Regions from separate parts of the Homo sapiens genome. Here all the other regions are linked to region 2. Evidence: chromatin contacts called from ENCODE Hi-C or POLR2A ChIA-PET data. All regions are on one chromosome and are shown on one strand. The core of a region is the stretch at or near the end of the contact, and the rest is flanking DNA. Distances in the headings are between cores, read along the strand shown. Region 1 overlaps DNAL1 (dynein axonemal light chain 1). Region 2 overlaps NUMB (NUMB endocytic adaptor protein). Region 3 holds the start of MIDEAS-AS1 (MIDEAS antisense RNA 1).

The links. A loop is a pair of places that touch in the nucleus more often than their neighbours do. ChIA-PET counts read pairs that join two places held with the same protein, here RNA polymerase II (POLR2A). Pooled maps may share reads with other maps.
Region 1: a map with no recorded cell type shows a loop between it and region 2 (8-fold over the local background). The contact joins two enhancer-like sites. A Hi-C loop is called at or near these places in 3 of 37 single-sample maps with no recorded cell type and 5 of 50 pooled maps. POLR2A ChIA-PET finds 5 or more read pairs at or near these places in 1 of 52 experiments (BJ).
Region 3: a pooled map shows a loop between it and region 2 (2.3-fold over the local background). The contact joins the promoter of MIDEAS-AS1 here to the enhancer-like site in region 2. A Hi-C loop is called at or near these places in 4 of 37 single-sample maps with no recorded cell type and 3 of 50 pooled maps.

Annotation. Positions count from the first base shown.
Region 1 is chr14:73,695,100-73,698,882 of GRCh38, forward strand. DNAL1 (dynein axonemal light chain 1) reads left to right here. Exons shown (of 8, transcript NM_031427.4): 8 at 803-3,783. The coding sequence ends at 843. Among named protein-coding and RNA genes, the nearest start is that of PNMA1, 17 kb to the right of the region's middle. RefSeq lists an enhancer at 2,831-3,000. Within about 2 kb of position 1,517, at least 4 of the 41 ENCODE cell types and tissues checked have a DNase peak (open chromatin) inside an H3K27ac peak, as active enhancers do.
Region 2 is chr14:73,399,401-73,403,395 of GRCh38, forward strand. All of the region lies in intron 2 of NUMB (NUMB endocytic adaptor protein), which reads right to left. Among named protein-coding and RNA genes, the nearest start is that of NUMB, 57 kb to the right of the region's middle. Within about 2 kb of position 2,096, at least 2 of the 41 ENCODE cell types and tissues checked have a DNase peak (open chromatin) inside an H3K27ac peak, as active enhancers do.
Region 3 is chr14:73,785,226-73,788,878 of GRCh38, forward strand. It overlaps MIDEAS-AS1 (MIDEAS antisense RNA 1), which reads left to right and starts at 2,135. Exons shown (of 3, transcript NR_109995.1): 1 at 2,135-2,284. It also overlaps a transcript of MIDEAS not described here. RefSeq lists silencers at 1,580-2,169, 2,220-2,269, 2,350-2,409 and an enhancer at 2,760-2,809.

The DNA.
Region 1 (3,783 bases), core at 267-2,766, 300 kb after region 2:
GGCTGGAGTGCAGTGGCATAATTACAGCTCACCATAGCCTGGACATCCCAGGCTCAAGTGATCCTCCCACCTCAGCCTCCAAAGTAGTTGAAGACTACAGGCTCACACCACCATGCCTGGCTAATTTTTTTTATTTTTTGTAGAGATGGGGTCTTGCTATGTTGCCCAGGCTGGTCTCCAACTCCTAGGCTTAAGCGCTTCTCTCATCTGGCCTCCCAAAGTGCTGGAATTAGAGGCAGTGAGCCACCATGCCTGGCCATAGGCATTTTTATTTGCGATTTGGCAGTTAGGGGGCTTAATATTCACAAGTATGTATACTAAACCATTTGAGAATTCCCCTGAGAAGCTTTTCAGATAATTTGAAATTAAAGAGATTATTTTGTGAAATTATTTTTATTACGGCACACTTCATAGTATCTCAGAGCTTCTCAGGTTTTTCTTTTTTCTGAGATGGAGTTTTGCTCTTGTCACCCAGGCTGGAGTGCAATGGTATAATCTTGGCTCACTGCAACCTCTGCCTCCCGGGTTCAAGCGATTCTCCTGCCTCAGCCTCCCAAGTAACTGGGATTACAACCGCCCGCCACCATGCCCAGCTAATTTTTGTATTTTTATAGAGACGGGGTTTCACCATGTTGGCCAGGATGGTCTTGAACTCCTGACCTCAGGTGATCCACCCGCCTCAGCCTCCCAAAGTGCTGGGATTACAGGCGTGAGCCACCGTGCCCGGCCAGGAAAATATTTTCATCTAGAATTTTAGCAATTTTTTGAGAATAACCAGTAATAATTTTCTTTTTCATTTTAGGTACTCCAGTAATTAAAGGGGATGAGGAAGAAGACAACTAATGCCACGCTTTCCACTGTGTGTTAACTTATTTAAATGTCATAAGAACAATAGATAAATTTTATATAATTGTCTATTTTAAAGATTCTGTATGGGACAAAAGTTTCTTAAGATAAAACAGATCACTCATTCTCATCTTTTTTTTTCCTTTAACTTATTCAGTGTTTCTCCCCAAAACTGGTAATGCCAACCTTATATATCCTATTTCTCTTTTTAGAAACCACAAATTTTCGATTTTTGTCTTCAGTCTCAGTTACGTACTGTGTAGCCCCATCTACTAAAACAAAACCTTTGTAGACCAGTCATTTTTAATAACAAAGGAACAAATGTTTTTTTCAGTTTGTTCATTTTTTTTAGGTTAGACATTTTAAAAGATGTACATTTGAAAATTCAGAACATTTTTCCTGAAGGTCTGTCTCTGTACAATTCAGAAGCACATGCCTTTAGCTCAGAAGGCAGCATGGTGATGGGAAGAGTTCCTCTTAGAAATACAGCAGGTCCGGAACCAAGACTCCAAAGTTCCATTGGAAAAGATATGGTGAAAAAAGGAAAAAGTAGTATCTCAGAGACCTTCTAGTCTATATTATACTTATTTGTTTTTCCAAAAATGTGCACATTGTCAACTGGAATTTAGGTTGTTTTTATATGCATGGCCACTTGAGTCATTGTGTACAGTCATTCTGTGATCTCAGTTAGTGGTTAAAATGACTGTCATGATCATTTCTTTGACTGATAATGTGGCAATGTTACTCATGTGGACCTCGCCTTAAGCACACATTTTGGTTTTATAGTTCCTTATGTGTTTAAAGCATTAGTTATATTTGAATTCCTAGACTAAATGCTGGCCATTGATGTATGTCAAAATTTACCCTAATTATTTGGTCTGGTGACCCTCATTGTTGGGAAAAGTGACTACCATGGTTATAAGTAAGGGTATAATGAAACTTAGTATTTCAAAATATATTTTTTGAGAAGTTCTAAGTTAAACAGCTCTTAAAATGTATTATGTACGTGGTTGTGGAGGGAAGGGAGATGTTTCATTATGAGATCCCAGGCAAATGGCAATATGTTTGAGGATTGTCTCCTACATAAAGCAGTGTAGGTGATTTAACCTCAAAATTGCAAAGCAATAGTTAGATGCAGAGGTTAGAATTTATCATGTAAACAAAAAATCCTTCAGGAAAATGTAAGACATTGTAGTCAGTAAGCAGATGAGGTCATAGGAGGCCATGGCTGGATCACTATTAGATTGCAGAAAAGAAGTCAGGGGCCCTCTGCCAAATTGTGCCTAAAGTCCCTCAGAGACTGTTGATTCTGGTTTCCCCATCTACTTGTGTGATTTTACTTGCATAAAATCACAGTGAAAGAGGGAAGAATCATCTTTAAAAAGTGATTGCATAAGTAGTCCTGGGTTTCAGAAGATTTCAGCTATCATTTACATAGGAATTACTTGATTTTTCTAAGTTACTCTGATCAAAAGGGACCACTGCTTTGACAATCAACTCTAAATACAAACAAGAGGCCAGGCGTGGTGGCTCATGCCTGTCATCCCAGCACTTTGGGAGGCCGAGGCGGGCGGATCATCTGAGATCAGGAGTTCAAGACCAGCCTGACCAACATGGTGAAACCCCGTCTCTACTAAAAATACAAAAATTAGCCAGTCCTGGTGGTGGGCGCCTGTAGTCCCAACTACTCGGGAGGCTGAGGCAGGAGAATCATTTGAACCCGGGAGGCGGAGGTTGCAGTGAGCCGAGATTGCGCCATTGCACTCCAGCCTGGGCAATAGAGCGAGACTCCATATTTAAAAAAAAAAAAAAAAAAAAAAGAGGAAAACTTGGTCTAACACCCTTTTAGTTTTCTTTTCTCTCTTCTTTTCAATCTGATAGGAAGAAACCTTATTCTACTCTAGCTGGTTTATGCATTCAAAGCCTTTGGACATTTCTTTTATGAACCATAGGCAATGAGCCTTCATTCTCCTTGGTGATGTTTTAAGTTCCATAAACTGAGAGGGAAGATGATCTTCTTAAAGTTTGCACTTCCTTCAGTAGGCAAGCTTGAAGCCATGTTGATATGGATATGTTTTCTAAAAGTAACCCTGGAAGTGAATATAATAGGAAGTAAGTGATTTCATATTGAATTTATTTGTAAAATGGCTTAGAGTTTTGGTGTTTGTTTTTTCTGAATTCTGTAATATAGAAACTGGTTCTCTTTCTCCTTGTTTCTCAATGACTTTTAATTACAGGTAGTTCTCAGACAAATGTAAGATACTTTTCTCTGTCCATTTCATGCAAAATTCATATTCAGTATCATTCAACAAATCTTTGAATGACTTCTATGCATCCCTGTTCATGGAACCCATGCCATTAGAAAATGGCAGTTGGGATGTATGAAGAAATGTAGGATATTCTCTCAAATCATTCCCTAAATTATCCTTTACTGCTGCAAATTTAGCTGATAAAACTGCCTTTGGTTTATGCCTCTTGGATCAGATATTTGACCTATGTGGAATAGATTATCTCTGTGCTTCCGGTTTAAGACATTACGCCATTTTAGTGGATCATTTAAATTTTTTCTATTCTGTTTTTTTTTGTTTGTTTGTTTGTTTGTTTTAAACAGAGTCTCACTCCCGAGTAGCTGGGACCACAGGCACGTGCCATCATGCCTGGCCTATTTTTGTATTTTTAGTAGAGATGGGGTTTCACCATGTTGGCCAGGCTTGTCTTGAACTCCTAACTTCAGATGACCTGCCCACATCGGCCTCCCAAAGTGCTGGGATTACAGGCATGAGCCACCGTGCCTGGCCAAATTTCTTCTATTCTTGTAAGTGATGGTAAAACTCTGGAATCAGTCCAGTATTTTAGTTTTTCACAGCAAATTTGATTTTAGTCTACCAAGGAGTTTAACTTTTCTATGTTCCCTAACTCTAAGATTAGGGCTGTATT
Region 2 (3,995 bases), core at 846-3,345:
TAAAAATACAAAATTAGCCGGGTGTGGTGGCGCATGCCTATAATCTCTGCTACTTGGAAGGCTGAGGCAGGAGAATTGCTTGAACCCAGGACACAGAGGCTGCAGTGAGCCGAGATTGTGCCATTGCACTCCAGCCTGGGCGACAAGAGAGAAACTATGTCTCAAAAAAGAAAAAAAAATATGCCAGAGAAAAAAAGGCTTAGCCATATGCAGTGGCTGACATCTGTAATTCCAACAACTCCAGAGGCTAAACTAGGAGGACTGCTTGAGGCCAGGAGTTTGAGCTTACAGTGAACAATGACTACACCACTGCACTCCAGCATGGGCAACACAGCAAGAGCCTGTCTCTAAAAAATAAACAGGCCAGGCATGGTGGCTCACACCTGTAATCCCAACACTTTGGGAGGCCAAGGCCAGTGGATCACTTGAGGTCAGGAGTTCAAGACCAGCCTAGCCAACATGGAGAAACCCCATCTCTACAAAAATAAAAAAATTAGCTGGATGTCGTGGCATCTGTAATCCCAGCTACTCGGGAGGCTGAGGCAGGAGAATCGTTTGAACGCAGGAGATGGAGGTTGCAGTGAGCTGAGATCGTGCCACTGCACTCCAGCCTGGGCGATGGAGTGAGACTCTGTCTCAAAAACAAAAACAAAAAAAAACAAAAAAGTAAAAATATATAAATGAATAAGCAAGCAAGTGAGCTAGCAAGTCATGAAGAGCAGACATGAAAGAACTTTAAATGCACACTACTAAGTGAAAGAAGCCAATCTGAAAAGGCTACATATACCATATGATTCCAACTATATGACATTCTGGAAAAGGCACAACTATGGAGACAGGAAAAGGATCAGTGGTTACCAAAGGTTAGGTGAGAGGAAGGGATGGACAGCCAGAGCACAGAGAATCTTTGGGGTAGTAAACCTATTTTGCATGATACTACAGTGGTGGATGCATGTCATTACATTTGCCAAAATCCTTGAAAGTACAACACCAAGAATAAACTCTAATGTAACCTAAGGACTTAGGGTGAAAATAATGTGTCAATGTGGGTTTATCGATTATAACAAATTATGAAACATATAATTGGTCTTCTTGCCCTTTCCTGACATATACCTCATAAAACCATTGGCACCTCTGGAGTGATGAGTATCTTTTACATGCTAATGAGATGACAGTGGCTGGACATCTCTAGATAGCTTCAAGGATAAGGGCTGGTCACCTGAAAGACCAAGGCATGATAAGAGGGTTGCCCCCAACCTCCAGAGAGGGAAGAGGAGCTGAAGGGTAAGCTGATTACAAATGGCCAATGACTTAATCAATCATGCCTATGTAATGAGGCTTCCATAAAAACCCGAAAGGACAGGGTTTGGAGAGCTTCCGGATAGATGAACACTTGGAGGTTCCAGGAGGGTGGCACACCTGAAGAAGGCATGGCATGCCCCTTTCCACATACCTTGCCCTATGCATCTCTTCCATCTGTCTCCTTTGTAATACCCTTTATGATAACCCAATAAATGTAAATGAAGTGTTTCCCTGAGTTCTGTGAGCCACTCTAGCAAATTAATTGAACCAAAAGAGGGAGCTGTGGTAACCCCAATTTATGGCTAATCAGCCAGAAGCACAGGACACAACGTGGGGCTTGCAATTTAAGTAGGGGATTGAGCCCTCAACCTGTGGGATCTGATTCTATCTCCAAGTAAATAATGTCAGAATTGAGTTAAAATGTAGGATACCCAGCTGGTGTCTGCCAAAGAATTGACTGGGTTGCTGGTAGATAGAAATCCCCACGCATTTTGGTGACCAGAGGTGCTGTGTTATACTGAGTTTGTATTGGTTTGATTTTTCTTATATCTCCTGTGTACTATTCTGGTAAGGAATGTTGACAGTAAGAAAGGCTGTGGGTTTGTGGGGGCAACAGGTATATGGAAACTCTCTGTATTTTTTTTGCTCAATTTTGCTATAAACCTGAAACTGTTCTAAAAAAATTAAGTCTTCCAAAACTAACAAAAAAAAAAACAGGGGATGGTACTCATGAACCAATAATGACTAACTGGCTATAAACAAACAAAACAAAGAAGTACAGATCTGGAAGGTTCATGTCAAAGGCACCAGAGCACATCCATGTGTACAACGGAAACCACTAACAAAATATGTAAGACTAAATTTTTTTTTTTTTTTTTTTTTTTTGAGACGGAGTCTCGCTCTGTCGCCCAGGCTGGAGTGCAGTGGCATGACCTTGGCTCACTGCAAGCTCCACCTCCCAGGTTCAAGTCATTCTCCTGCCTCAGCCTCCCAGGCAGCTGGGACCACAGGTGCCTGCCACCACGCCCAGCTAATTTTCTGTATTTTTAGTAGAGATGGGGTTTCACTGTGCTAGCCAGGATGGTCTCGATCTCCTGACCTTGTGATCCGCCCACCTCGGCCTCCCAGAGTGCTGGGATTACAGGCGTGAGCCACCACATCCGGCCTAAATTTGTTTTTGAGACAGGGTCTCTGTCACCCAGGCTGGAGAGCAGTGGGGTACAATCAGAGCTCACTGCAGCCTCAAACTGCTGGGCTCAAGCAATCTTCCTGCCTCAGCCTTCGTGAGTAGCTAGGACCACGTGCACGCACCACCATGTCCAGCTAATTTTTTAGAATTATTTGTAATGACAAGGTCTCACTATGTTTGCCCAGGCTGCAATCAAACTCCTGAGCTCAAGTGATTCCTCTGCCTCAGCCTCCCAAAGTGCTAGGATTACAGGAGTGAGCCACTGCACCTGGCTAAAAACTTTTTATCATGGTGGGAAAAGACCTCATAATTCAAATCCAGTTTCTGCAGCTATTTTTCTTCAACAGATGGAGAAAAATACTACTAATCAACAGTATCTCCTTGATCACAAATACATTTCTAGAGTAAATTAAATGACTGATTCCCTATCTGTTATATGGATCCTAAAACATAAAAATAATAACTAAAAATAGCAGGAGCAGATGCCTTTTACTGAGAGCCCATAAAGTATTGCACTGTAGATATATCTAATCTAACAATCCTCAGAGATTACACACTATATTACTATCTCAGAGAGATTAATTGATTTGCCTAAGAACACACAACTATGTAGTGTAACTAGGAATCAAATATAATCTTCTACTATAAAGTCTGTGCTCTCTCACTCTACCCCAATGTCCACATACCAAACAATTATAATAATAATATCTTCCATTGTAGCACCTCCAATGTATTAGGCACTGTATTAGGTACTTTACATAAATTATCTCCTTCACACTTCACGACTGCCTTGAAAGTCAGATATTATTAATTCCATTTTACAGATGAGGAAACAGAAGCTTATAAACTCAGTAACTTGCCCAAGGTCTCAAGATTCAAGCCAAGTTTCACTTTGCGTTATCAAAAGCTCACTTTCACAACTAAATTTAAAATTATCTTTACTATTTTTAGTCCTTTGGTTCTCCACACTACCCAGTTAAATGTGTATTATGTAATAATAAAGCACCTATGTGCTGAACATCACATTGAAGTCAAACAAACACAATTTTGATATAAAATAAATGTAATCATATAACTGTGACAGATGTTAACTGGTTACTCAAAAGGCCATTCCCAAATCCCTACTCCCTCCTTGCCTCTCATTACAGAGGCCAAAAGACGAAAACAGCTGGAGGTGACCATATGACCCAATTTTGGCCCTTGGAACATCAGAAGTGACTTGCTGGAATCACTAATAAGAAAGCTTTTCCTTGGCATAGTCTTTTTCCTTCTTCCTTGAATGTAGGTGGAAGGCTGGACCTGCAGTAGCCATCTTAAGACCATGAAAGGCCAAGCAAATCACAAATTCATAGGCCCCAACAATGTTGAACCATTAAAGCAACATGAGCAGCTGCCAACTTCAGATTTATGTAAGCTTTATAGTCAGGTTTTCAACTGCTTACAGCCTGATTCACCCATTATATATCACCATATCAGAAACTCCACCACAATTTTAACTGTAAGT
Region 3 (3,653 bases), core at 885-3,384, 390 kb after region 2:
CTTTTTTACTGTGTTTTAAATCTCTCTATACAATTATACCCCTGTAAGGCCCTCAACAAGACACTGTTTGCCTTCTTTCCATACTTGCAGGCTTGGCTCCCTTCCTGCAAGGCAGCATGGCAAATGGGAGGATCCCTGCTCTGGTCTGTGCCACAGTCCCTGCTAAGAAAGTGGGCCTAGGGTTCCTATGGAGAAGGAGGAGTCACTCCTCTGCCCCTCCCAGACCCAGACCACCAGCACAGACAAAAGTGCTACCACTTGCACGTTTCCTCTTTGCCCAGCACAATAAAGGAATTAGGACCTACCACCTACTAAGTTTCTGCAGCTGACACTTCCAGGCTTAAAGTCTAGCACGCCAGCTCAGTCACACATGGTCTGACGAGTCCTCTTTGCAACTCAGCCCCAACCCAGCCACCCGTGCAATTTTGCTAATTCAAACAGCTTTCCCGTTTAGAGAGGTTGATAGCCATCTCCCATCTCCTTTTCCTACTGACGTCATCCCACATTTTCTCCGGAGACAAATAAGGGTAGAGTTCCTGGGATAGTTTTCAGGCTGCCTAAGATAGGAGTGCAGTGGCCTCCCGAGTCCACCCCACATCTCAGGCTTTGGACAAGTCGTCAAAAGTGAGAGGGAGGTAATGAAATAAATCACCTAGCTAGGGTTAAAGGGCAAAAAGAATTTGGAGACTGCAGCTCAGACCCAGATCTATCCTGGGCATTTGCAGTGCAAAGCTGCGTTTTCTTCGCCACTACCGAGGTCTTGCACAATAGCCTGTGTATAAACATCCACGCCAACAATGCCTGACTGTGCAATCACGCTGTAATTACAGGCCGGCAGGAAGCTGCTGCTAGGAACTGCACCATTCAACCTCTAGGACACCCCATCTCGAGTCTCCACGGCTCGGACGCACTTTCCTGCACACACCAACGTGTCCCCGCCGCCGCCGCTACAGTTGCAGTCTCGCCACTGGCCCGGGCCGCCAGCCCCTAGTTACTCTGCAGGAATGTCCCAAACTTCTCAGCTGTTCTTTAAAAAACCCTGCGCCACGAGGCTACCGAGGGCGACGGGAACCACCGTCAAAGTTCCTGCAGCACATTCCTGCAGCCCTTGCAGTTTTAGGAAACAGAAAAGAACGAGATGCCACAGAGTCCGCTGGAAGCGGGTTTCTGAGTTTTATATAGAAAACACTCACATATGTACGTGGGTGTGCTGACAGTTTTTATGGCTAAATTGCAAAGTGTTAGGCCTTAGCGATCACTGTCAGGTTTGGGACATGGTTGGGAAGGGTAAAGGGGGAGTCAGGAGCGATTCATTTCAAGGGGGCTTGGGGACAATTCCGGTTTGGTTTTCTGAAAATGCGTAGGGTTGTTTTCCCAAACTTCCGAGCTACTCTGCTCTTCGTCCCAGGAAGGCCAAGCAAATAAAAGTCCGGGGAAAGTTCCTTTAACTTCCTTCCTGCGCCCTCGACAAGGGCTGCGAAGAGGAAGAGGTCATTTCCCAGGGAAGCACCGGGCAGGGGCCGAGAGCTGCGCCCAGCCTGCAGGGATGGAGGCGCTGGGCGGAGGGCTGGCTGCAGACGTAGGCCCCGGAAAGCCCCTTCCCCCCACCCTACCTCAGGCCAACGGCGCCTGGAGCTGGCCCCGCTGCAGCCCTTGCTGTTTGAAGTCCCGCGGCAAAGCGGCGACAACACCGGCGCAGCCCGGCGCCCCGACCCCGGCCGCCGAGCTCCCTCCCTGCAGCACCCCGGCACCCCAGCGCCCGGCCCAACCCGGCCCGCCACATCCGCGCCCGCGCGGCCCAGCCCGAGCCCCGGAACGATTCCGAGCCCCACGCCGGCGCCCGGTGGCGGGAGGGGGCGCCGAGCCCGCGGCTTACCTGCGTGCTGGATCCCCGGGCTGCTCGGAGGGGTGCGGGGCGCAGGCGAGTGCGGCCCGCAGACTCTAACTTTGTTGCTCTCGGGACGGCGCAGTCGTCACTTCCTCGCGGAGCGGGCGGTGCGGCCCGGGCTGTGCGGCCCGGGCTGTGACCCAGCGGCTCGCGCGGTGGCGCGCAGGGCCCTGCAGCCAGCCGCCCCGCCCGCGCCCCCGGCTCCGCGCGCCCCTGGCCCCAGGCGCCGTCTCCCCACTCTGCGCGCCCTCGGCTGCGGGGTAGCGGGCAGCCCTGCGCTGCCGGCCGCCTAGCCTGCACCCCCCGCCCTGGGAGGGAAGCCTCGCTCCAGCCGCGTCGTTTCCGCGCCGAAGTGCGATCCGGGGCCCCGCGCTGGAGTCCCCTGCTCTCAGGCTGGTCTGGAAGGTGGTGGTGGGGTTCAGGGTCCCCGGAAAGCTGGGGTTCCAGGGTAAACACCAGTACACAAACAAAGCGGTGGGGGAGGGGAAAGAAAAAGTTTTTCCGTTTGGTGTTGGGGCTAAAAGGGTCATGTCAGAAAGCAGTGTGCTCTATGTGTTCTTAATGCCTAAAGTGGGCCTTAAAACAAGGGTCCCTGTCCCCACGTTCTCTCTAAAAGTCTGCATGATGTCCCTCGTCATTTCTACGGGTTATAAGTGAGCAAGACGTTTACCACGTATCACACTTCTGGGGGCTATTTCAACGCCCAAGCTGGGGCTGCAGAATGGTTTCTGTTCTAATCCTCCCCCGCGATTTCCACCTCTTTACACTCAACTCACAGAAAATAGAGTCTGATGCATTCTGTGTTTCATCACCGGTCAAAAGTGACTTTGAGGGTAGGGTGGAGGCCTGAGAAGGGCAGCTTCAGGCAATAGTAATCCTGAAATTTATCATTGCTCAAAATAAATGTGCTCACCTTATTAAAAAGTACAACGGAAAGCCACCTTTAAGATAAGTAGCAACCAAGTCGTTAAACAGCAGTCTTCAAGGAAGAACTCCTGATCTCATAAGGCTGGAGAAAAAACGGGGTTAGCCTTTGCTGGTGAAAAAAAAAAAAAAAGACATTCGAAACTGCAGTGAAGGGCTTTCATAACAGAAACATTAGCTTCATTGTAGCTTGTCGTGGAAAACAGGGACCTTTTAATAGGTGGTTCAAAAGCATCAGTTAGGGCTCAACAATTTTCCTTTTTTCCCCAAATACTGCTTCTCCTAGCACATTGGCCAGATAAAACCTCCCCCCTTTCAATGCTTCATCTTTTTATGAAAACACAGGAAACCATAAACTTGAGTGAAGGCTTTGTTCAGAAAGGTGGATGTAAGACTGATGGAAAATGACATTTGGGAAATGATCCCCAGGTCTGTGTTAATCTCTCATGGAAAGCCACAGACTCACCCAAAGATAGGCGTATGAAGATCGAAGCTCTCCTAGCAACATGAAATCCTCCACGTTGCAGCTGCTACGCCCTAGTTCTGATTTTTACTAAGACATTAATGGCACATTATAAATACAAAATGTGCAATGCAAGAAAAATAATACTGCTTTGAGAAATAACTGCATCATTAGACTCAATAATTAAAGTTCCCTGAAATTCTTCTTACATCACGCTATTGTGGGGAGATGGTGAAGGGATTGCCCATTTCAATTTTGGAATAAATAGAAGTAATTCCTTAGTGCATTCTGCTTAAGGCAACCAATGAGAGAATATGTTAGCCAGGCTTCTAAAGGCAATCATGTGATACTCCATATTTGCTAAAACAAGAGCTGAAT